Regions from separate parts of the Mus musculus genome. Here all the other regions are linked to region 1. The links are chromatin loops, found by intact Hi-C in ENCODE. Cell type or tissue: left cerebral cortex. All regions are shown on one strand.

What was found. Peaks named below come from ENCODE experiments on the same cell type or tissue, not always from the same donor. Only the 100,000 strongest peaks of a DNase experiment are listed, where the experiment ranks them.
Region 2: it touches region 1 in a loop (2.6-fold over the local background); 2 of 42 quality-filtered maps call a loop at or near these places.
Region 3: it touches region 1 in a loop (2.9-fold over the local background); 5 of 42 quality-filtered maps call a loop at or near these places.

What each region holds. Positions count from the first base shown.
Region 1 is chr17:33,807,007-33,815,006 of GRCm38, forward strand. It overlaps Kank3 (KN motif and ankyrin repeat domains 3), which reads left to right and starts at 3,517. Exons shown (of 11, transcript NM_030697.3): 1 at 3,517-3,559. In left cerebral cortex, a CTCF peak has its summit at 3,057; DNase peaks (open chromatin) are centred at 3,452, 3,931 and 4,288; H3K4me3 peaks cover 2,084 bases; H3K27ac peaks cover 2,624 bases.
Region 2 is chr17:33,756,953-33,764,952 of GRCm38, forward strand. Rab11b (RAB11B, member RAS oncogene family) reads right to left here and starts at 3,534. Exons shown (of 5, transcript NM_008997.3): 1 at 3,271-3,534. The coding sequence starts at 3,310. It overlaps Gm17251 (a long non-coding RNA gene), which reads left to right and starts at 2,906. Exons shown (of 2, transcript XR_003952408.1): 1 at 2,906-3,635; 2 at 4,590-4,915. In left cerebral cortex, CTCF peaks have their summits at 3,692 and 4,835 (motif pointing left); DNase peaks (open chromatin) are centred at 501, 2,956 and 3,560; H3K4me3 peaks cover 1,780 bases; H3K27ac peaks cover 1,374 bases.
Region 3 is chr17:33,519,668-33,527,667 of GRCm38, forward strand. It overlaps Adamts10 (a disintegrin-like and metallopeptidase (reprolysin type) with thrombospondin type 1 motif, 10), which reads left to right and starts at 4,418. Exons shown (of 25, transcript NM_172619.4): 1 at 4,418-4,591. In left cerebral cortex, a CTCF peak has its summit at 4,555; DNase peaks (open chromatin) are centred at 3,802, 4,551 and 5,118; H3K4me3 peaks cover 1,804 bases; H3K27ac peaks cover 730 bases.

The sequences.
Region 1 (8,000 bases):
CCCTTAAAGGCAGGCAAAAGACCTGACACTCTCCCCAATGGACTATCACCTCACAGTATTAATAGAAAACACTACACACACACACACACACACACACACACGCTATAGGAATGTATTAATGTAGTATCTGACTGTAGCATGGTTACAGCTACTGTAATTGAAACAATGAGAGAGACTGGGAAAGAAGACTCTCCCAGCTCAGGCTGCCTTTGAACTCATGATCCCTTCTTCCAACCTCTTCCCAAAGGCTGGGATTACAGGCTTGCACCATCACAGACTCAGATGGCAAGGCTGGCTTTAACCTGTCAAACTGTGGTGAGATCTTGTTTCAAAAAGCCAAATACACATTGTTTGGGAGGTGAAGGCTGAAGGAGCAGAAGTTCAAGGTCATCTGTGACTTCAACAAAGTCAAAGTACAAAACAAAGCAAAAACCCAGGAAAGCAGAACATGGACAAAACGTGTGCGGCAATGGGCTATGCACAGACAGGCTGGTCTCCAGTCGAGCTGAACCCCGGGACCGGTGGTGATAATTCACCTTCATGGGACAGAAGGAGTTCTCTCATGTCTCCTGGAACCCCGGCTCCTATCAAAGTTACCGCCCCCCTCAGCCCCCACAAGAGAAGCATGGCTAGAAGTCACGTAGGCAAGGTCCCAAGCTTCTGACCTTCAGGCTAAACTCCTCCCCAGTTACCTAGAAACAGTAATGACCATAAGAGGGGCTGCTTGGCTCCACCTCACTCTCTTGCTCTTACTCCCCTTACTCCCCTTACTCTCCCCTCCCCTCCCCTTACTCGCCCCTCCCCTCCTCACTCCCCTCCCCTTACTCCCCCCTCCCCTCCCCTTACTCTGCCCTCCCCTCCCCTTCCCCCTCCCCTCCCCTCCCTCCCCTTTCCCCTCCCCTCCCCTCTCCTCTCCTCTCTCCTCATGCTCTCCTCTCTCTCTCTCCCTCTTCCTCTCTAGCCTTTCTTCTCTCTCTCCCTTTCCCCTTCTCTCCTCTTGGCCATGGCCAGTCTCTCTCTCTCTCTTTCTACCTTCTCTCTTTCCCCCTGCCTTTCTACAATAAAGCTCTAAAACCATGGACTGTCTCTGTTCATCAAGGCTGTGCAGACTCTTGCCTGTGTGGGAACCTCTCTCTCTCAGCCCTCTCTCCCATAACCCCGGGGCTACAGGGTGTTGTCCTGGGGCCCTGGTCGGGGCTGCCCCTTGTCTACCACCCGTAGAGTGGGGTCAGTGGCTTAGATGCCCATCTGGGGCCCAGTGGAAAGCGTCTGGCAGTCCTCCCGCGTCTGCCTGCCCAGAGCAAAGGAGGAACTCTGGCCGGACGTGGGCTATCCTCCCTTCCCCGCTTCACCTACCCCTTTTAGTTCCCACAAAAACTAAAACAAACTAAAAACCCAACCCCTTGCCCAAAACTGGGAACAAACAAACCTCCCTGGTATCCCGCCAACTTATTTCTTGCTGACATATCTAGTTCAAGGTCCCAGTGAGGGAGTTTTATACTTCTTATCTTTGCCTGGAGTATCCTCCTTTTAAGTGTCACCTTGAAAGCTGCCTTCCACAACGTTTCCCCTAAACCCTAAATTCTCCATTCAGTACAGATGAGGGTCTTGCATCTCTTTTTCAGAGTACTCATTACTCCTTCACAGAACCTTGGCTTGAACAAGGCGCAGAGATCTCAGTGATTCCCTTGCCTGACACAAAATCAGCTAGTTATGTTAGGAGGAAAAAACAAACAAGCAAATTGTAGTAGCTTTTGATCAGATCATAACTCCAAATGGGTTAAAGTTAAATGTTTAAATGTACTTTTTTTTTTTTTTTTTTTTCGAGACAGGGTTTCTCTGTGTAGCCCTGGTTGTCCTGGAACTCACTCTGTAGACCAGGCTGGCCTCGAACTCAGAAATCCACCTGCCTCTGCTTTTTTTGTTGTTGTTGTTAAATGTACTTTTAAAACTTTTTTTTTTTTCTTTCTTCTAGACAGAGTTTCTCTGTATAGCTCAGGCTGTCCTGGAACTCAGAAATCCACCTGCCTCTGCTTTTTCTGTTGTTGTTGTTGTTAAATGTACTTTTAAAACTTTTTTTTTTTCTTTCTTCTAGACAGGGTTTCTCTGTATAGCACTGGCTGTCCTGGAACTCACTCTGTGGTCCAGGCTGGTCTCAAACTCAGAAATCTGCCTGTCTCTGCCTCCCAAGTGCTGGGATTAAAGGTGTGCACCACCACTGCCCAGCTAAAAAGTTTTATTGATATATGGTATGTATGTGCATAGGTTGATGTATATAGCACACTATGGAGATCTGAAGACAACTTGTAGGAGTTGGGTCTTTCTTTGCATTACATGGTCCTAGGGATGAAACACAGATCGTCAAGTTTGGCAGCAAGAACCTTTACATGCTAAGTCATCTCACTGACCTTCACAAATGTAATTTTAATTTATTTCTGTGACAATTTTTTGATCTATAATCTCAGTATGTTTATAAGTACACCTGTATGTGTCTATTATATTTACATTATTTTCATCTGTCTATCTGTCTCTGTCTGTCTGTCTTCCTACCTATCTATTGTGATAGGTGCGCTAGACAAGTTCTGTACCATTGAGTTAGATATCTCCAGTAGAGCAGACATTTATTAAGTAACTAGTGTATGCCTGAGGCAGTGGATAAAAAGTTTCCTGATCCTAAAATGTCTAGTAGGGGTGATGATAGTAACCTTGCCTTTCTACTAATGAAAATTGCTATTTAGTTAATAAACCATTGCTATGGCAATGATAATGACTAGGGAAAGGCTGTGCTAAGGATTCTGTTTGTTTTTTGTTTTGTTTTCTTGTGGCACATAGATTTCAGGGGCACATAGATTGAACACTTAGAAATATAGGAAAGTATCACATATAGATAATATTTCTTTTTTTTTTTTTTTTTTTTTAAAGATTTATTTATTTATTATATGTAAGTACACTGTAGCTGTCTTCAGACACTCCAGAAGAGGGCATCAGATCTTGTTACAGATGGTTGTGAGCCACCATGTGGTTGCTGGGATTTGAACTCCGGACCTTCGGAAGAGCAGTCGGGTGCTCTTACCCACTGAGCCATCTCACCAGCCCCCAGATAATATTTCTTAAAGTGGCACAATATATGCAAAGTTCCTGCGGTGGACAAGATCCAGGCTCTTACGACTTCAACAAGACAGTAGGAATTAAACTCGTTATATAAATCCCATTAGAATAGTTTGCTTAGATTTTTCCTGTAGCTCCCTACTGTCCTGTGAATGAAACCTCTTTTCTTACTCCTGAACCAGGCAGGATTTAGAGGTAGCTGGCTGAGCAGCATCCCACTGCCCTGCTCTGATCTTCTCAGATTCTACTGTAGGCCCGCCCTCAGGCGGGTCCCCACCCTGCCCCCGCCCAGATGGCTCACTCTGTCTTACAATTGGATAGTTCGGTTAGATTCGTGCTCTGGTTGGCTGAAAAAGCCGTCAGTTAGGGGTGAAAGCCTTGATAACCCGTGCGGAGCTTCGAGGGGGCGGGCTCGGGTGCGGTGCGGGCGCTGCCGGGGCTTCTCATTCAGGTAAAGTCAACCACGCGAGTCCTGGAGGGGAACAGTGGACCCAAGTGTCCGGGAGGGGTGTGATGCTTTTAGCCCCCTTCTATGGGTTCTGTGCGTTGCAACGGGGTGGGCGCCGTGTCCTGTAATGGTGACCATTTGGACATTGGGAGCCTCAGGTGGTTTAAAGCCGACCGGAGAGGGGGGACCCTAGATTATTAGGCAGATCGCCACCACATGGCCATCCAGGACCTAACCAGAGGAACTTGTGCGCATTTTAGTCTCCTAGATGCCTTAGGGGACCCTTCCCCAGAGTTGGCTTGAAGACCTGGGAATGGGTTTCTTGCAGTGGGGTGGAGTGGGCGGATGGTACGGAAACGGTGTTGGAGGGAGGAACGGATGTCCCCCACTCCCCGGACCTACTGACAATAGCAGCGGATGGAACCGCCCAGCGGTTTTTCCTGTAGGAAACTGCCCTGTCTTTTCTAAGCGGACTTGGTTCTGTATGTTTGGGGAGGTGTGTGTGTGTGTGTGTGTGTGTGATGATTCAAGGACCCCTTGTCCTGCCATCATCTAGCTCTTTCCCCCATCCTGCGTTTGAGAATCCTATCCCAACATGAAGGGCTCCCACCTAGAGCCTTATCAGTAAGACATAACTTCTTCAGGACCTCGGGTATGCATGCTCTGTGTCCTGTCCTTCAGGTTTCCTGATGACAGCTCTCCTGATCACAGCTCTCTAGACTGATCGCAGCTCTGTGTCCCGAAATAGTCCCAGGGCTGGGTGTGGGGGCGTGTGGCTTCAGCTCTGACAGCCTAATGAGGGGGTCTCAGGCAGGGGATCCGGATTTAACTTTGATAGCCAGGCAGTGTGGGAGATATGAGGGCAGCTACACGCCCTACTCCGGGAGGCATTGGCTTGTGTAGCAGTCTAATGTTGGCTTGCCCCACCACACTCCTTACTCCCAAGGCTGGAACTGACAGCTGTGAGCTGGGAGGGTGATATGTGGCCTGGGTTCCCTGCAGTTTCTAGGGGAGCAAAAGGGAATCTTTCCAAAAGCGCCTATTATCCTAGTTACCTGAGAGGTCCAGGTAGGATGATTAAAAGTTGAAGGCGCCGGGCGTGGTGGCGCATGCCTTTAATCCCAGCACAGGCAGAGGCAGGCAGATTTCTGAGTTCGAGGGCAGCCTGGTCTACAAAGTGAGTTCCAGGACAGCCAGGGCTATAAAGAGAAACGCTGTCTCGAAGAAAAAAAAAAAAAAAAGAAAAGAAAGTTGAAGGCCTGCCTGAGAGCTGCAGAGTGAGTTCAACGCCTGTTTAAACAATTGAGTAAAGGGGTCAGTGAGATGGATTGGCCAGTAAAGGTACTTGATCAGGGAATGACATCCTTGTTGCATCCCTGGGATTTACTCGTGTAAGGAGAGAACTGACTCTATAGAGCTGCCCTCTGCCCTCCACTCTCACCCCATGGCATCCTTGCACCCACCCACCCTTCCACCTCCTACATAAAATAAATAAAATGTAAAAAAAAAAAATTAAAAAGGGGTTAGTGGTGTAGCTTAAAACTCACCTAGCTTCTGTCAGTGGGGCTGAGGGCAAAAAAAAAAAAAAAAAAAAAAAAGCATTCATTTGGGCGTAGTGGTACATACCTGAAATCCTAGCATTCCAGAAGCAGAGACAGGGGAATCTCTTTTTAGAGGCCATCCTGATTAGCAAATTTCAGGCCAGCTAGCTCTCCATAGTGAGACCCTGTCTTAAATACATAAAATAAAACAAAAAGCAAACAGGGCAGCACTCAGCAGGGAGAGGCAGAACAAGTTCTTTGAGTTCAAGGCCAGCCTGGTCTAGATAACATAGGGAGAATTTTTCTCAAACACAAAACAGAACAAAACGAAGCTGATCCATATGTAAAAGAGGGAAACTGAGGCTGTGGCAGTAGCTCTCTTATTACAGTATTTGTTTAGTGTGCATGAAAGCCTTGTGCTCCATCTCCAGCACTGCACAAGCCAGGTGTGGTAAAGCACACGTGATCATCTCAGCACTCAAGGGTTGGAGGGAGGGGAGTTGAGTTCACTGTCAACTATGGAAGGAGTTGGAGGCCAGCCTAGGCTTCCTGAGACCTTGTCTCAAAACAAAACCAAAGAAAACAAAACTAATGGGCTGGAAAGATGACTCAGTGCTTACGGTTGAGTACGACCCTTGTCATTTGATTCCAGCTGTCTTAGTCAACTCACACCTGTGACTCCAGCTCCAGGGGAGCTACAGCTTTTGGCATCCATGGGCAAATACCCACACACAGCCCCAAACCATCCAAATTAAAAGCAAACAGCAACCCTTATTGCTGTTTACCACTCTAGTAATCTCTGCCCTATGTCTCAGTCCAGTCTTTGTGCCTGGATGCTTCAGTCTTAAAAATGACCTGGGGCTGCTTTCTCGGTCCTGTTGCTTTGGATTCGGATGTGACCAGGTTTCTGGAGGAAGGGGCAGACTGCACAGGATCACACTGCAGCTGCGCAAAAGGCAGTTTCAGACCCCTGAGCCCCGGTCCAGGTTTTTTCTGAAGCTCAGTTTTTCCCTGGCAATTTCCTAAAAACAAGTCCTGAGAGGCACTGGCTGTCCTCCATGGTGACCTGCTGTCCTGCCCTTGTAGCCAGTGTGAGGGGACAGGAAACAGCTGCTTGGGGTGGGGAGGAAAACTTCAGAGCCTTAGGTTGGACAGGGGAAGGGTTAGAGGAGGGAGCTCAGAGAGTAGAAAGGGGTTCTCCCAGCAGTGGAGAGGGTAATGTGTTAGTCATGCTGATGGGTGCTGAAGAGCTAGTAATGTCTGGCACTCAGATCGCCATGCAGAATTTGAAAAGCTGGAAAGAGTGGCTGGGTTTTTAGTTGTTTGAAGCAGAGGGTTGGTTAGCAAGAAGATGGGTTGGGTCTGCTCGATGTAAAGCTACACAATCAAGGGCTTGACTGGTCACTACAAACAAGGGGTCCCTAGAAGGTGGAGAGAACCTAATCTGAAAGGTGTTTCACATAGGCAATGGACTGAATTGCACTGTAAATTGCCACCAATAATCCATGGTGCAGAATTCTACAGGGGCTACTCAGGGAGAGTATACGGTAGAAAATCAATGTGAGCCACTTTTTGCTCCCCCAAGGCTTTTCATGTGGGTACTCAAAGTCCCACCCTCTCATCATTCCCTTTTTGTCCATTTTTGCATGTATATGGGGATGCTAGGCATTGAGGATTGAGCACAGGTCCTTATGCGTGTTACAACACTGCAGTGCCTGAAACTACGTCCCCGTCCCTATCCTATCCTGCTTCTGGTTTTTGAGACAGGGTCTCTCTAGGTACCTCTGGTTGTCTGAGAACCCACTGGTATTCTCCAGCTTCTGCTTCTGAGTCCTGGGATTAAAGTTCTAGATTTAATGCTTGATCTTAACTAACCCATTACATGTGATTTCATTCCTTCTCTACCTGCTCTTCCTCTTTCGGAAATAGTTTTTCAGTATACAACTTAGCCTTGCTTGTAGCCCAGCCTGATCTGTCTTCCTATCTCAGCCTTCTGAGTGGAAGGAAGGCTTACAGTGTACCACCACATCTAGCTTTCTTTCTTTTCTCTTCTTTATTCCTCCCTTCCTTAAAAAAGTTATTTTATGCACATGAGTGTTTGCCTGCATTTACGTATGCACTCCACGTGTGTGGCAGAAGAGGGCATTGAATACACGGGAACTGGAGTTATAGGAAGTTGTGAGCCACTGTGTGAGTGCTGGCAACCAAACTTGGGTTCTCTGGAAGAGTAACAATTACTCAACTCTTCAGCCCCTTCTTTACTTTAAAATTTTGTTTTTTATTATATGTGAACGTATCTGAGTATGTATGTAGACCTAGTGTCCTCCGGGTCAGAAGACTGTTGGATCCCCTGGAACTGGAATTACAAGTGATTTTGAGCTTTCTGTCCAGTGTGGGTGCTGGGAACTGAACTTGAGTCCTTTGTAAGAATAGTTAAGTGCTCTCAACTACTGAGCCATCTCTCCAACCTACTTTTCTGAGATAGGCTCTTATGTATTCCAGACTGGCTTCAAATCTTATGTAGCTGAAGATGATTTTGAACTCCTGATCTGCCTGCTTCTACCTCTTGAGTGATGGGCATTCACCACTAGTCAGTAACCAAGGGCTTCGTGGGTGCTAGACAAGTATTCTACCTAGTGAACTACATCTCCAGCCCAGGATTTGTTGCTTTTTGGGTGCTGCTCCAGATCAAATTCATGTCCTTGTGTATGCCAGGCAAATCCCCAGTTCTAGACCCTCATTTTCTTAGCCTTCAAATGTCATCTGAGGAGTCCTGCTCACTGAACTCCTCATGCATAGTTACAGCTTTGCCTCTTTTGGTGCTGGTGTTTGCCTGTCCTAGAGACATTCCAGAGAGACAGGTGTTCAACTATCGTGACACTGAGACTTAGCTAGAGTTATAC
Region 2 (8,000 bases), 50 kb before region 1:
TGAATATAAGATGACTCTCCAAGGCTGACCAGGTCACCACCATTGTTATAATGGCTGACCTGCCCTAAGCCTGAGCCTCTGAAGGCTGTGAGTCTCAAAAGGGACTGGCAGGTGCAGTGTATTCACATTCTGAGGGATTTGCCATATACAGGCAAGTGAAGATAGTGGCCTGTCTGCTGCTAGCTCTCTTCCCTTTTCGTTTCCTAGCACTCCTTTTTCTAATTTAATGGTTTAAAGTCTGAATGGAAAGGACAAATGTTAATCCTCAGATGAGATGGAAGGAATGGAGAGGACACCTAGGGTAAGCACAGACAGAATGCTAACCTTGGGGGTTAGGCAGCTACTGTGACTTACTGAAGAAGGTACCTGCCAGACCAGGAAAGGAGGCCAGTGGGGGAGGGCAGTCGGGGCAGGCGGCCACTCCCCCACTGCCAGCTGCTGCAGGAGCTGATTGGTGCTTCCAGGAAGTGAGTTCTGGAGACAAGTACCAGTAATGGCAAAGGAGTTCCATTGCCCCTGACCTAGTAACTGCTCTTCTGGGAACGCACATCAAGGAACTAGCCCACAGGGCAAAGAGAGGACTAGGGCACACATTCAATGCCAGGCTATTTATAACAGTAAAAAGCCGAAAACAAGCAGGGAATGATCACAGATGCCTGGATGTGCTGACTGGAAGAGAACAGATCCCCTGCCCTGCCTAGAAGCTTCCTCTGGGTGGTCTGAGTGGGGACAGGCCCCTAACAGAGCAGGATTTGAATCTGTCCCACCCATCACCAGAGAGCCTTTCAAATCTCTGGTCTCCAAAACCTTTCCAAAACGTACTCTGCCTCTAAAGTGATACCCGGAATCTAACACCTGCTAATTGGTCTCACATCTGGATAGAGCCCACTCCCAGCCCATGGTGCTGTGTGGTAATCATATCTTTGCAGAAATCTGTCTGGCTCCATCTCAGGAGCCTTTTGCCCCAAGGATACCCCAGTACCTCCACAGTCCCAAGATGCCAAGGCTAGCTTTGAGGACCAGGACACACTCCCAGAAGGGCAAAGGTATGTCCCCTGAGGATCCAGGAGTTAGCTCTCAAAATCATTCACTATCAATCAGGGAGTCCAGCATGAATGGTTAGAGGACCCAAAAGCTCAGTTTGGCATAGAAGGTGTCACAATGCCAGAGATCCCTAAATATGCTCATCAGAAAATGAGGAACCCCAATGACACGGACAGAGGCTCACTAAGTAGGAAAGCTCTTCCTGTAATTGGATACATATGTGTTGAAGGAAGGAGGTATAACAACTGTCTTTTCCATATCTAAGCTTCAATCTTTGCCCCTAAACTTAACCTCTAAGTGGTAAGATCTGTCTTGGGCTCAACCTTGCTCCACCCTTAGGAACCTGCCTTTCTGAACTTGTTTCCCCCCCCCGCCCCCCCCACTTTTTTTTTTAAAGACATACTATGGATGTGTAACCTAAGTTAGCTTTTAAAAAATTTAAAAGAAGCCGGGCGTGGTGGCACATGCCTTTAATCCCAGCACTTGGGAGGCAGAGGCAGGCGGATCTGTGAGTTCGAGGCCAGCCTGGTCTACAAAGTGAGTGCCAGGACTACACAGAGAAACCCTGTCTCGAAAAAAAAAAAAAAAATACAAGAAAAATCTCATTCTGTTGACTTGCCACTCCCACCTCACCCGTTTATGTAGACCAGGCTTGCCTTGAACTCATGGAGCTCTGTCTGTCTCTGCTTCCTGAAGCTGGGATTAAAGGTGTGTGACACCACACTCTGCTAAATTACACGATTTTTTTTCAGTTTATCTCTATATGTGATGTGGAGTACCTGTGACGGGCAGAAGACAATTTGCAGACTCTCTTCCACCATGAAGGTCCCAAGATTGAACTCAGGTCATCAGGCCTGGCAGTGTACACAAATACCTACGCTACCTCACCATCCCAGATTGGCTCTGAACTGCAAAGAAATCCTGTCTTAAGTCAGGGTTTCTATTCCTGCACAAACATCATGACCAAGAAGCAAGCTGGGGAGGAAAGAGTTTGTTCGGCTTACACTTCCATACTGCTGTTCATCACCCAAGGAAGTCAGGACTGGAACTCAAGCAGGTCAGAAAGCAGGAGCTGGTGCAGAGGCCATGGAGGGATGTTCTTTACTGGCTTGCTTTCCCCTGGCTTGCTCAGCCTGCTCTCTGATAAAACCCAAGGCTGCCAGCCCAGAGATGGTCCTACTTACAAGGGGCCTTTCCTCCTTGATCACTAATTGAGAAAATGTCTTACGGTTGGATCTTATGGAGGCATTTCCTCAACTGAAGCTCCTTTCTCTGTGGTAACTCCAGCTGTGTCAAGTTGACACAAAACTAGCCAGTACATCCTCCTACCTCCAACTCTGAGTACTGGGATTGCAGGTGTGCACCACTACTGGCCTGTTTCCTGGATAATATGGGCTGTATAAACTAATAAGGAGGAGTAAAAGGGACCATTATTAAAAAGTTTCAGAATAGTACAGGTACTGCATTTAACGTTGTCCATGTGTGGTTTTTCTTTTTTTCCTTTGAGAAAGGGTTCCAGTAATCCAGCCTGGCCTCTGCACTTTTGATCTTCCTACCTCTGCCTCCCAAGTGTTGCGACTACAGGCCTGCACCATCACCAAGGCGGTGTTAGTGATAAAATCCAGGGCTTTGAGCATGCTGCTGCTAGGAATGCTACCAACTGAATCACTTCTCCATGAATATCAAGAGTTTGAACTAGTCGACAGACAGGCCCCAATCTACCCAATTCCAAAGCACCATAATATAGGGTTCCTGCACATGATCCAGGCTCCACTCCAAGGTAGGCCCCGGGTGTGTCAGTCAGTCCTAGAAGGCTCACACCAATCAGGCTTTGTGGGCACGCCCACAACCTTCTCCTTCGCCTTAACACCAGCTACAATCCTGCTTTCAACGCAGTCCGCCCGCCAAACCCAGGAAAGCCCCGCCCCTCGGGACGCCCCGCCCCAACGGCCTCTCCTACCACCTCGGGCCCCACCCCCCCAAGGCCCCGGCCCCGCCCCGGCGCATCCGGGGTCCGTAGGCCTCGCCGAGCCTCCCTTTCCTCACCACTGCGTACTAGGGCCCGAAGCCTAGCGAACTCCACTTGCCCCGGCTTCCTCCGACTCCCAGCCCGGATAGGCCCCGTTGAAGTCCGGGCCTCCACCCTGAGCTCTCTGTTCCTGTAGCACGGCTTCGGCCCTCCAGTCGCTACCGCCACCTCGCCTGTCTGTACCCCACAAGGCGCACCTTTGAATAGGTAATCGTACTCGTCGTCCCGGGTCCCCATTGTCCTGGCGCTTCCGGCGGGATCGGCGACTCCGCAGCCCCACCACAAACACCCGTCGGGGGCGGAACCGGCGCCGCGTAGAGCGGCGGTCTAAAGGCCAGTCAACGGTGAAAGCGGTAGTGACAGGCACCTGGACAAGCCAATCAGGCTGAGAAACCGAGCTCGGGGGGTAGGAGCCTCCTGGGATCCACCCTTCTAGCCCTCGGTCTCCCGGAGAAAGGCGGAAGGAATGCGGACCTTTTTGAAATGACAGATTCAGCAGCCTATCAAAAGCAGATGGGGGAAGGCGGGACGGAACACTTGAACAATGAAGTGGATTGACAGAGTGCGTAACCAATGAGAGACTGAACTCAGACTGGGCCTTCCAGCGAACCTGTAGGGGAAGGGAAATTGAGCTACCTCTAGGTGACGTTACGGACTTTAACGTCCTGATGACATCATAGATCAGTGGGTCTCCTCCGACCTCTTATTCTAGCCCCATAAATGACCATTTCCGGGCGTATGTTCGTTGATTGGGGGTGCCTTCTCTGGGTTGCAGTTCCCCAGTTCTTTGTTTAAATACAAAGCTTATGTCAGTACCTCCAAAACAAATGGGGATCCTAGGCTTTTTTATTTGTTCCTCTTCTCAAAAAGTTCTCTTGTTTTCTGCTTTCACCATTACTCATATTTTTTCTTTTCTTTTTTTAAGACAGGTTTTTCACTATGAAACCCTAGCTAGACTGGAATTGGTGATATGGATCAGACTATACCTGTCTGATTTTCTTTTTTCTTTATTGTTTTTTTTTTTTTTTTTTTTTTTTTTTTTTGTGACAGGGTCGCACCATGTAGCCCTGGCCATCTGGAACTTGCCCTGTATAGACCAGGCTGGCCTTGAACACAGAGAGCTGCCTGTCTCTGCCTCCCAAGTGCTGGGATTAGAGGCATTGGCCACCACCACCCAGCTTGATTTTGTTTGTTTGCTTGTTTGTTTGTTTGTTTGTTTGTTTGTTGAGACGAGGCCTCAAGTTACCCTGACTAGCTTCATATTGAAGAGGGAGTAGAGATAGAGAAAGGGAGAGAGAGTGGCAAGGAGGGGGGTGGAGAGAGAAGAGGAGAGGCCGGCCAGGGAGAAGGGGCAGAGTGTAGGATAAGAGAGGAGGGGGGCAAACAGCCCCTTTTCTAGTGAGTTAGTCATACCTAGCTATTGCCAGGTAACTGGGAGCCTAGAAGGAATGATAACAATACATATTTACTTTGAACTAACTTCTTTTTTTCTTGTTCTGTTTTATTTGGAGCACAGGGTCTCCCTGCCTAGAACCTGATATTTAACACTGAGAGATCCACCTGGCTCTGCGCCGCTAAACACGCCACCTCGTGCTAGCCAACTTTGAACTTATGATTCTCTTGTACACTGGTAACTTGGAAGTTACCTCTCGGGGGCTGGAGAGATGGCTCAGTGGTTAAGAGACTGACTGCTCTTCCAGAGGTCCTGAGTTCAATTCCAAGCACATGGTGGCTCACAACCATCTGTAATGGGATCTGATGCCCTCTTCTGGTTTGTCTGAAGACAGATACAGTGTACTCGTCACATATATAAAATAAATAAATAAAATCTTTTTTTAAAAATTTACCTCTCTGATTTCATTTTCTTTCTCTGCTTGTGTATTCCTGAGATTATGTGGCTCATTTGGGCCATGAAGTCTTTGTTTAACAGATATTAAGAGATTGGGAGAATAGTAAGGAACAGCAATGCAGCTTAATTTTATTTATGTGTATGTGTGTTATGTTTGCATGTTGTGCACTATGTGTTTGCAGTGCCCATAGAGGTCAGAGATGATGTTGGATCCTTAACTGGAGTAATAGACAGTTGTGATCCACCATGTGGGCACTGGGAATCAAACCTGGGTCTTCTGTAAGAGCAGCCAATGATCTTAACCACTGAGAAATCTCTCAAGCTGGAAGCTAAATTAATTAGAATGCAAAGGCTTGATTTCAATCCCTAGCACTGAAGTGGGGGAAAAGTTATTACTGGCACTATAACAGGTGTTTAGAAGCTGCTTTGGGGCTGAAAATGGGGCTCAAATGAGAGTTCTTAGTATGCACATAAACTGGGTGTGGTGGCATATGCCATTAGGAGAGTTGAGTCCAAGGTCATCTCCTGCCACATATGGAGTTTGAGGCCCTTACTAAAACAAACAAAAATAAGAGGCTAGAGAGATAACTCATCCACTAAGATCACATTCTGTTCTTATAGAAGACCCAGGTTTGATTCTCAGTACCAACATGGTGGCTTACAACCATCTGTAACCACAGTTTCAGGGGATCTGAAACCTTAGGGTCCTGTATTCATGTTTCTTTTTCTTTTCTTTCTCTCTCTCTCTCTCTCTCTCTCTCTCTCTCTCTCTCTCTCTTTCTTTCTTTCTTTCTTTCTTTTTTTGCTTTGTTTTGGTTTGGTTTTGGTTTGTTTTGGTTTTTGGTTTTTTGAGACAGGGTTTTTCTGTGTAGCCCTGGCTGTCCTGGAACTCACACTGTAGACCAGGCTGTCCTGGAACTCAGAAATCCTCTGCCTCCTGAGTGCTGGGATTGAAGGCGTGCACCACCACGCCCGGGTTCATCCTTTTTTTCTTAAGTTTTTATTTTTGGAGACAGGGTCTCTCTGTGTAGTCTTGCCAGTCCTAGAACTCACTATTGAGTCAAGATTAGTCTTGAACTCACAGAAATCTGTGTGACTCTGCCTCAGTAGTGCTGAGGTCAAAGATGTGTGTCTCTATACCAAGCTAAAGCATATGTTGAAGCAATAGGGTGATAAATTCTATATAGGGAATGATGCAGGGTAAGAGGGAAATGTTACATTGGAAACTGGTGCTGTAACTGGAGTCGGGGGAAAACCCAGCCTCTGGCAGCTGAACAAGGTCTTAGTTAGGGTTTTGCTGCTGTGAACAGACACCATGACCAAGGCAAGTCTTATAAAAACAACATTTAATTGGGGCTGGCTTACAAGTTCAGAGGTTCAGTCCATTATCATCAAGGTGGGAGCATGGCAGCATTCAGGCAGGCATGGTGCAGGAGGAGCTGAGAGTTCTATGTCTTCATCCAAAGGCTGCTAGTGGAAGACTGACTCCTAGGCAACTAGGATGAGGATCTTAAACTCACACCCACAGAGGCACACCTACTCCAACCAGGTCACACCTCCAAATGGTGCCACTCCCTGGCACAAGAATATACAAACCATCACAAGTAAGGCTAGCCTAGTTAGCCCAATATGCCAATTAAAGAGATAGATAAAAAGAGTGTTTGCTTAACAAGAACAAAATCCTGGATTCTATAAACAGAACCACAAGTTTGTGTGTGTGTGCATATATAGTGTATGGCAATCTCTAGGCTAGCAGGAGCTACATGAGACCCTTTCAGAAGATGATGCAGGCATGTCTCTGTGACCTCAAGGCCATCCTGGTCTTTATAGTCAGTTCCAGAACTACATAAACTCTGAAGACAGACAGACACAGAGACACAGAGAGAAAGTTTATTTTTACTTTGTGTTCTTTTTAAATATACAAAATGGTATTTTGGTATACAAATGCGTTTAAGACCTGTAGTTAATTTTTGTGTGTGTAGCAAAGTGTCTGATATCTAAGGAAAGCTGTGGCATACGTTGCAAATGTATTGCTGTCTTTCAGAATGTTAGGAACACAAAATATGCATCACTTTCTTGATCTAGTTACTTTTTGTTTTCTCTTTCTAGTGACTAGGACCAAACCTAGAGCCTATATGCAAGTGCTTAGTGACTGAGTCACACACACAACCAGCCCTCACTTAAACTTTTGTAGTCACTAACAGAATTATCAGTACCAAGAGGGCAGGGGACTGTGTGCACAATGTTTCTGTACTCTTGTACTGAGCATCTGTTGAGTGAAGAATAACATAACTGCAGAGTCCACATGGTAGTTAAATAATACTTGTTTCTATTCTGGGTTTGGGGAATCCTGACTTTTTTCCACTTGTCACCCTTGACTACCTCATTCTGTCCCTCATCCTCCTGCATTCCTCAGCTAATCTTGGTTATTGGCTTTACATATTCAAGAAAACTAAACTACAGTTGAGGAATTATCTCCACCAGATTAGCCTATGGACATGTCTATGGACATTTTCTTGACTGCTAATAATTGAAATAGGAGAACCTAACCTATTTCAGTCAGTACTATCCCTAAGCAGGTAGGCCTTGACTGTAAGAAACATAGTTGTACATGAGCCTAGAAACAAGCTACTGTTGCGGCAGCCAGCAGCTCCCAACATGAACTCTGTTCGATTGATATGGCTACTCCAGCTGTAAGAGAGGAATCTAGCCGGGGCGAAAGAAGAAACTGAGCTAAGACAAATTCATTCTGATCAAAGCTCAAATTTTATTGTTGAGACACTAGTTATGAAGGAAGGGGGAGGGGACCCGATTCCCACCGAATAATCTCGGATCCAGTAGAAAGGTGAGCACGTGTGTGGCTCCGAACAGCAAAGCGGCAGGTTCCAGCAGTGGGCATGGCAGAACGAATGAGCAGGAAGCTCCACCCCTGAGCAAGCAGGTTTCAGGCTGGGGGAGGGGAGACTACAAGCTACTATGCAGTGTTCCTCTGTGGTCTCTGCTTCAGTTCCTGCTTTCAGATTCCTGTCTTGAGTTCCAGCCTTGGCTTCTCTTGGTGGACTGTAACCTGTAAGCCAA
Region 3 (8,000 bases), 290 kb before region 1:
ATATGTGTGTGAACCACAAAGATGAGAAAAACTACCCTCCCCTCCACATACACATAAGGGTAGTTCTTGCCCCTCATCAAGGAAACTTCTCTTTGAAACAGACAGAGAATATTACAGAAAATCACAAAGGATCCAAATGCCGTTGGAGAGCCCAGTCCCAGTGGAGAGATCTACAAAACACGCCCACACCAAAGGCTCAGAGAACACTTTGGAAGAGGGGGCAAAAAATTAGTAAAAGCCAGAACTTCAGGGAGTTTGCTCTAAGACTGTGTCTCCTAGTGATGTCAAAGTTACATCCACAAAAATCTCACAGGCATGGCTGCCTAAACAGGACCTGAACAGGGGATAACACAGAAGAGGGAAATCTCAGGGGCCTCAAACGCAGACAAAGAACTACAGGCAACTGAGGAATGCCGAGAATGGGAGAAATGGTCTTCCCCAGGGAAGAGCACACCCACTGGTTATCCAACACCAAACTGTTAGCCCTGAACACATACCTAAAGGAGGTTGAATTATTAATATAATCATATATACATCTATACACACACATGCACACATATTCTTTACTTATCCTCAGAAAATAAAAGAGGAAAAAAAGGCCATGAATTAAAAGACCTGGGTAGGGGGTACATGGAAGATGTTGGAAGAAGGTAAGGAAAGGGAGAAATAGTGTAATTTTATTATAATCTTCCCAAATTTATATTTGAAAATAAATAAATGGAAGACAAAAAAAATTCATTCCCTCATGAAGCTGATCTTTTGGTGGACAAGATGGATTATCAATAAAAACAAACAAGCAATTGCTAAAGTAGATTAGATAGTGACTTCTGGCAAAAGTAAAATAAACCAGGAAATGGGAAAAGGGATGTGGGAGGGTGTGACACTGAAGTGTGAGGTCAGGACAGGCTTGCAGAGGATGACGTTTGAGTTGAGACTGGAAAGACAAAATAAACTTGATATAGACTCAGTACTCTATTGGAACAAGAATGGAAGGCAATGGGAAGAGCAAGTTCAAAGGCCCTGAGGCAGAATATTGTGGGGCATTGGGCTATACACAGACAGCCTGGTTTCCAGGTGAGGCTAGATGTTGAACCCCAGAACCCGGTGGTGATAATTCACCTACATGGGACAGAAGGAGTTCTCTCATGTCTCCTGGAACTCTGGCTCCTGTCGAAGTTACCGCCCCCTCAGCCCCCACAGCCCCAATAGGAGAAGCATGGCTAGTAGTCACATAGACAATGTCCCAGGCTTCTGACCTTCAAGTTAAGCTCCTCCCCAATTACCTAGCAACAGTAAGATAAAGCAGCCCACTATAAGAGGGGCTGCTTGGCCCCTCCTCACTCTCTCCTCTCCTGCTCTTACTCTCTTGCTCCCTCTCACTCTCTCTTTCTTACTCTCTAGCCTTTCTTCTCTCTCTCCTTTCCCCCTTCTCTCCTCTTGGCCATGGCTGGTCTCTCTCTCTCTCTCTCTCTCTCTCTCTCTCTCTCTCTCTCTCTCTCTCTTTCTACCTTTTCTCTTTCCCCCTGCCTTTCTACAATAAAGCTCTAAAATCATAGACTGTCTCTGCTCATCAAGGCTGCGCAGACTCTCGCCGCAGGTGTGGGAACCTCTCTCCCTCAGCCTTCTCTCCCATAACCCAGGGGTACAGTGTGTCACCCCAGGGGAACCCCTGATTTCAGGGGCTGTCCCTTGTCCTCCAACCCCCCCCCCCCCACTGAGTGGGGTCAGTGGCTTAGATGCCCACTCAGGGCCGTATGGAAAGCGTCCGGCAGCCCTCCCACGTCCGTCCACCTGCCCAGAGCATAGGAGGAACTCTGGCCTACCCTCCCTCCCCCCTCTTTCCCCTGCCCCACCCCTTTTAGTTCCCACAGAATATATCTTCAGTGGAATGGACACTTGCTCCTGGTCTTGTCTTCACAATACTAGGGAGGACACCTGGCATCAATTAGTGATCAATAAAGATGGGGTGAATGAATCAGGAAAAGCCTGCTCAGAGCTCAACTAATGATGGCCCCGGGGGCACCGTCTCCTTCACCGGCTGTTCTCAGGCTTGGAAGAGGCCTCCTTCTCCTATTGACTACATCAGCACTGGTGTTAAGTCCCGGTTCAGGCTCTATGCTCTGTAACTCTTGTCTCAGGTGCTCAGGAGTATGAGGAACGAGGAATGGTTGAGCACAGAACTTCCCAGCCAACATATGCAACACAGAGAGTCCTAACTACTAAAAAATAAAGAGATAGGGTTTGAAAGATAGCACAGTAACTAAGAACACTGGTTGCTCTTCCAGAGGACATGGGGTCCCCAGCACCCATATGGCAGCTCACAACCTTCTGTAACTCCAGTTCCTGGTGCCCTCGTCTGGCCTCTCAGGCACTGTGTACACGTGATGAGCAGCCATAAAAGCAGGCAAAACCTCATACCTGTGAAATAAAAATAAATATCTTTAAAAGAAGAATAAATCAAATTGAAAGACCAGGAAGATGGTTCCGTGGATAAAGCACTTGCCTCATAAACACACGAACCTGGGCTCAGGGTTTGGCTTTTCCCATCCCCCACCCCGCTCTCGTTTCCTGGGGGTCTTTTTCTCTGTGTGTCTTTCTCTGTGTGTATTTCCTCAGCCCTAATAAAAAAGCATCACACACACACAACTAACCACAACAAATGTCATTTCAGATTGTCTGAACAGAAATCCATCAATCTCTGTCCTCTACGCGCAGCCCCCCAACACATGCACATATGTACACAAAATATAAATAAGTTAAAATATATGAAACCAAAAGTCCCAAGGGAGCTCACCGAGGACAAAGCATCATGTCGCTCTTACCACCCTCCAAGGGCTGAGTCCAACACTGGCAGGAAAAGGAGGCTCTCTCCCCACTCCCTCCAAACCCTCTGGGACTAAGGTAGAAGGGGGTGGGATGGGGGGGACACTAAGATTTACTTATTAATTGAGGAATGAGGTTTCAAAGCTGGTAAGTAGCAGGACCTGGAATCTAGTTTGAAGCCACCCAGCTCCAAATGGTCCTGAAAATCTTCTCACGGTGAGTGTGGAAGCCATCCCTAGACTGGGGACAGGTGGCTGGAGCCACAGCAGAAGTACAACCTGAGAAAGCAAAGGCAGGTGCCTCAGGCCAAGGGGCCCAAGGGGCAGTTCGGTTAGTGGAGGCCAGGGGTGGGTATGGGTTCTAGGGATTGCAGTATGTAAAAGTTAACAGCCCCTCTGGTCTGGCAGGGTGTCCAGAGAAGTTGGGTCCGGGCAGGAGGGTTCGGGCACCATAGGAATTTTTCGTACAGTGCATGAGCCCTTAACATGCCATTTCCAAGTTCAAGACTAAGTTCAACGTAGAGACAGAGAACTACCTGTATCCCTAGCTGAACTCAGAACAGAGGGAATGTTTGTGGTTGAAACTCTCCTGCTCCCTCCCACAACCACCCCTCTTCCTCCCCTGCTCCCTACAAAGGCTGTCATTACCCCATTTCTAAGGATAAGAAAACCTAGAATCAGAGTCGGTCAAGGCCAAGGCCAAAGCCCACTGTGGGGGCCAATCTTGGAATTCTGAGACCAGGGGTAATGGTGTAGAACACTCCCACAATCAGGCCTGGATTGAAGCTGGTTGGAATCCCAGCTTTGCTCCACTGCACTGGTCATCTCCTGCATGTACAAACTCCTCGTAGATTTAAACACTGTGTCCCAAAGATGATCATGACGCCCCCCTGGCTGGACTTAGTTTTCACATCTGTAAAATGGAACTGACTAGGTCCTCTTCACTGCTAGAGAGTTAAAGCAAGTGAACTCAAAAGCAGAGCCAAAGCAGATCAAAGCCCCCGGACCGGAGCTTTGTGAAGGCTGGGACCCAACTCAGATTTATTCACTCAGCCTCGGGCACCATGCCTGGCACACGGAGAGGCGCCCAATAAATGTTTGCTTGAGCAAGGACCAGCCCTCAATAAATAACAGCTGTTGTTGACTCGGCTAACGGAGGCAAGGCACTGGGCTCTCCCCTTGTCTCAACCCCCTCGCTAGCCCCCAACTCAATTTTGCCCCTTTCTCCAGGACCCCCATCTCCTCCACCTCTTTCTATTCAAACTTTCCTCCCTCACAATTTCCCGCCTAACCCCTCCTTTCCGTCCTCCCCCCCATCCCCCTACTGTGTGCGTCCACTCCTCCCCCACTCTCCACCTCTGTCCCTTCACACCCCCTGCCTTCTTCTATCTCCGCCCCCAGCCTCCCCTCTCCCGTACCCCCCCCCCCAACCTTCTCCAACTCCCATCCCAAATTCCTCCTCAGCATCTCCACCCACACGGGCGCCCTTCGCGAGGCGGGGTAATCCGGGCTCCGGGGTCCTTGGCTTGGGTCCAGCCTGAGGCCCTGGGCGGCGGCGGCGGCGGAAGCAGCAGCAGCGGCGGGCGGGGTTTGGGTTTTTTTTTTTGGTTTTTCTTTTTTTTTAATAACCCTGGCAGGCTGCTCAGGAAGTGAGTGCCTTCCCGCGCCCCCTCCCCCGGCCACGCCACCGGGCGCTTGCTCCCTCCCTTCCTGTGCGCCGGGCGGTGAGTCTGTGCGTCTACAGCGGACCGAAGGCTCCAGGCACGCAGGTACTGGCGATCTGGGGACCCAGTTGGGCGGCGCAGTCACCGGAATGCAGTGATTATAAGTGACTTTGTGTGTCTCGGGGACAAGATGTGCTGGACGGATCCCGTTGTGCGAGTGCTGTGTTGGTGCCGAATGTCCCTAAGTGTTGCAGATACAGACTGCCTGTTTGGGTTGGCTCAGGTTTGGGGCGGGGGTCGAGGTCAGCCACGTATCCAAATGGTTGTGCTTCTGCGGATTGTATGACCTTATGGCTTTCAGCATCTGGGAGCGACTGTGTGGGCAGACTGTTGAGGTGTGTTGAGTGTTTGCCTAAGTGAGGGTAAGAAAAATGCCTCTCGTGCATGTAAATGCCAAGTGTGTCTGTCTCTGAATATTTGCGTTTCTCAGGAGTGTTATTAGTGGAAATGCCTGCATGCATATGTGTCTGAGTTTGTAGAATTTCTTAGTTCCCCCTGCTATGAATGTGTAAACTTGTGCATGTGTGTGTGTTAACTTTCTGTGTTAAATGAGCGTGTATAGGCTGCTAGGCTTGTGGCTTGTCTTGGACTGTGTAACTGTGCACATAGGCCTGTTTGTCTGGGTTTATGGGCTGTCTGGGTGTCCATGTGGAAATATGTGTTTCTGTATACATAGGTGTGGAGGTATGTAGTTGTGTGTGTTTGGGTTTAGTGAACCAGGCCTTCCTGCTATTCAAGTGTGGGTTGCCCTATAGAGTGTGATTGTGTTTGTTTGTGTGTCTGCCTGTGAGAGTGGAGCTGGGGCTGCTACTTCCCCTCAGATGGTCATCTATGCCACAGAACTCTGAAGCAAGGAGCCTCCCTACCAGGGGGAGACACACTTTAATTAACAGCTGGTTGGTGGTAATGGGAGTGGTGACCTGTGCAGCCCCTCCCCTTAGGCCTCCCCTCTGGCTGGTCCTTTTGTCTGTGTGCTCACAGCAGCCAGGCCAGATGTGCAGCGCCTGGAGGAAGCCTGCTGCCTCAGGCTGATGGCTGCCTATGCCTGGCCAAAGAAGCTCTGTCCTCCACTGAGAAGCCTCCACCTCTTTAGCTGGGTTTCCCGCACAGCCTACAAAAGTCTAGGTGTGGAGTGCTGGTCCCTATAGGATCCCCAGGATGTGATGGAGCCACACACATTCCCGGGAGGCTTTTCCCTCTTCCAGCACTTGTGCCCTTCCCCCAGGCTAGTGGCCTCCCTGCAGCCTGCCAGAGGAGGGGCCTGGGGGACAGGGGCCAAGCCTAGGTACACACACACACACACACACACACACACACACACACACACACACACACACACACAGGAGAGACAGAGACAGACAGATACATATACACACCCATAGTGTCATCTTGTGCCCAGCCAAACATGCGACTCCTCTCAATTGTAACTCATCCTCAGATTGGCTTTGTCTGCCCCAGACCTACTGACTTGTTTGTGGTCTCTCCTGTAGCCCCATCTTGGTATCATTCCTACCAGTAGCTGTTACCCTGTGGGCAGGTGTGGCCACCCCATCAGTCACTCACCCAGTAGAATCCTTTTACCCTGCCTCCAGTTTTACCCCATCTGAGCCAGAACCACTAGGTAGCCTGTGCAGTTAGTTATTGGGAGGGGGAACTCAAGAATAGAAGATTGTGATGGCTTGACTTGGGGGTGGGGGGTGGGGTGGGAGGAGCTAAGCACCAGAATCAGGTTCTACTCCTGCCTGGTAGGATTAGAATGAAAGGTCAGAGGTTGGGAGGCTGGGTCTCCTGCCATTGCATCGAGACCCTGCTACCTTGAGTGAAAATGGGATATTTAAGGCTAGAGGGAGTCATTATCAGTCTTTTTAAATTTTAAATATATTTAAATATATATTTGCTTATATTAATGTGTACATGTATGTGTTGGTATGAGTTTATATATACCATGTTTATGGAGGTGCCCATAGAGGCCAGAAGAGGGCATCAGATTCCCCTGGACCCAGGGATATAAGTGGTCATAATCTGCCTAATATGGGAGCTGGGAGGGGCAAAGCTCAAGTCCTCTGTAAGAGCATTAATCCTTCTTAACTACTGAGCCGTCTTTCCAACCTTCTGAATCAACTTCAGATTTAGTTGAGGTCTCCTCAAAAGGAGTGGTGGGAAAGATAACATACTAGCTAGTGAGGCCTCCAGAAGTGGGGGCTGAGAGGAAGAAGAAAGGAACCCACCACCCAACCCAGAGTACACAGTCTAGCTGAACAAAACTGTGAGACCTCAAAAGATCTGTGTGAGAGATGCCTGTTATTGGAGGGATCCAAGCAGAAGTAGGGAATGTAACTTTCTCTGCTAGCATCTTGGAGAAATTCCGGCTTCTCTGTCTTCTGCCAAACTGCCCTGTTTGGGGATTGACTCTCAGACTTGGCTGGAATGCAATGAAAACAAGACTGTGTGATTAAGGGGGGCTTGGATTTGTACAGAAGAGGAGGTGGAGGGTGGAGACCAGAGGGCAGGAAAGGGGGTTGGCAGAGTGGTTAGCCCAAAGTAGTGTCTCCAACAGACTAGTCTGGGGCAGATGCCTGAGAAACAGGCCTGCTGGCAGGATTAACTCACATTAGGAAGCAGAAAGGATCTGAGAGCGAAAGCAGAATAAAGATGGCTCGGTGGATAAAGGACCCTGCTGCCAAACCTGATGACCTGAGGTTGGCCCTTTGGCTCCACGAGGTAGAAGGAGAGAGCCAGCTCAAAGTTGTCCTCTGACCTCCATACACAAAATATAAAGGATTTTTTTTTAATTAAAGGGAAAGGCTAGGAATATAAGGTGAAGGTAGAGCCGCTGACACTGTACGATCACGATGTAGGGGGTATCAGTGTACCTGTAAGCCAGGCATGGTGGTACATATTTGATCCCAACACTAGGGAGGCAGAGGCAGGTGTATCAGTTCCCTAGCCTGGGACACCCTCTGTTCCCCCAGGATTGGTTATTTTTTGTCTTTCAAACAGCTGGTTTCTCTAGAGAACGGTTTACAATCTGAGACATCCTCTTTTCTCCACACTGTCTGTCGCTGCCACGAGCAAAGCTTCAGGAGGATAAAAGACAGCAAGCACCCACTGTCGTGTGGGGAGTGGAAGATCACCTACTCTCAATCCACCCCCGCCAGGACAGCCATTAGCCACGGAATGGATCTGATTCCTACCATAGTTTGCTGCATAATCCTGGTCCACTTTCATCACCGCTCCTCTATACAAAGGATGATCTAGAATGACTGATTCTAGTCCCCTCTTAGGAGGACACTTATTCTGAACATGAAATACACTAGTGTTTGTCTTAGTATTTTCCTGTTCATATGACAAAATATCTAGACAAAAGTAATTTAGGGGACAAAGGGCTTATTTTAGCTCATAGTCCAGGAGTACGGTCCATTTCATTATGTTAGAGAAATCAGATAGGCAGGAG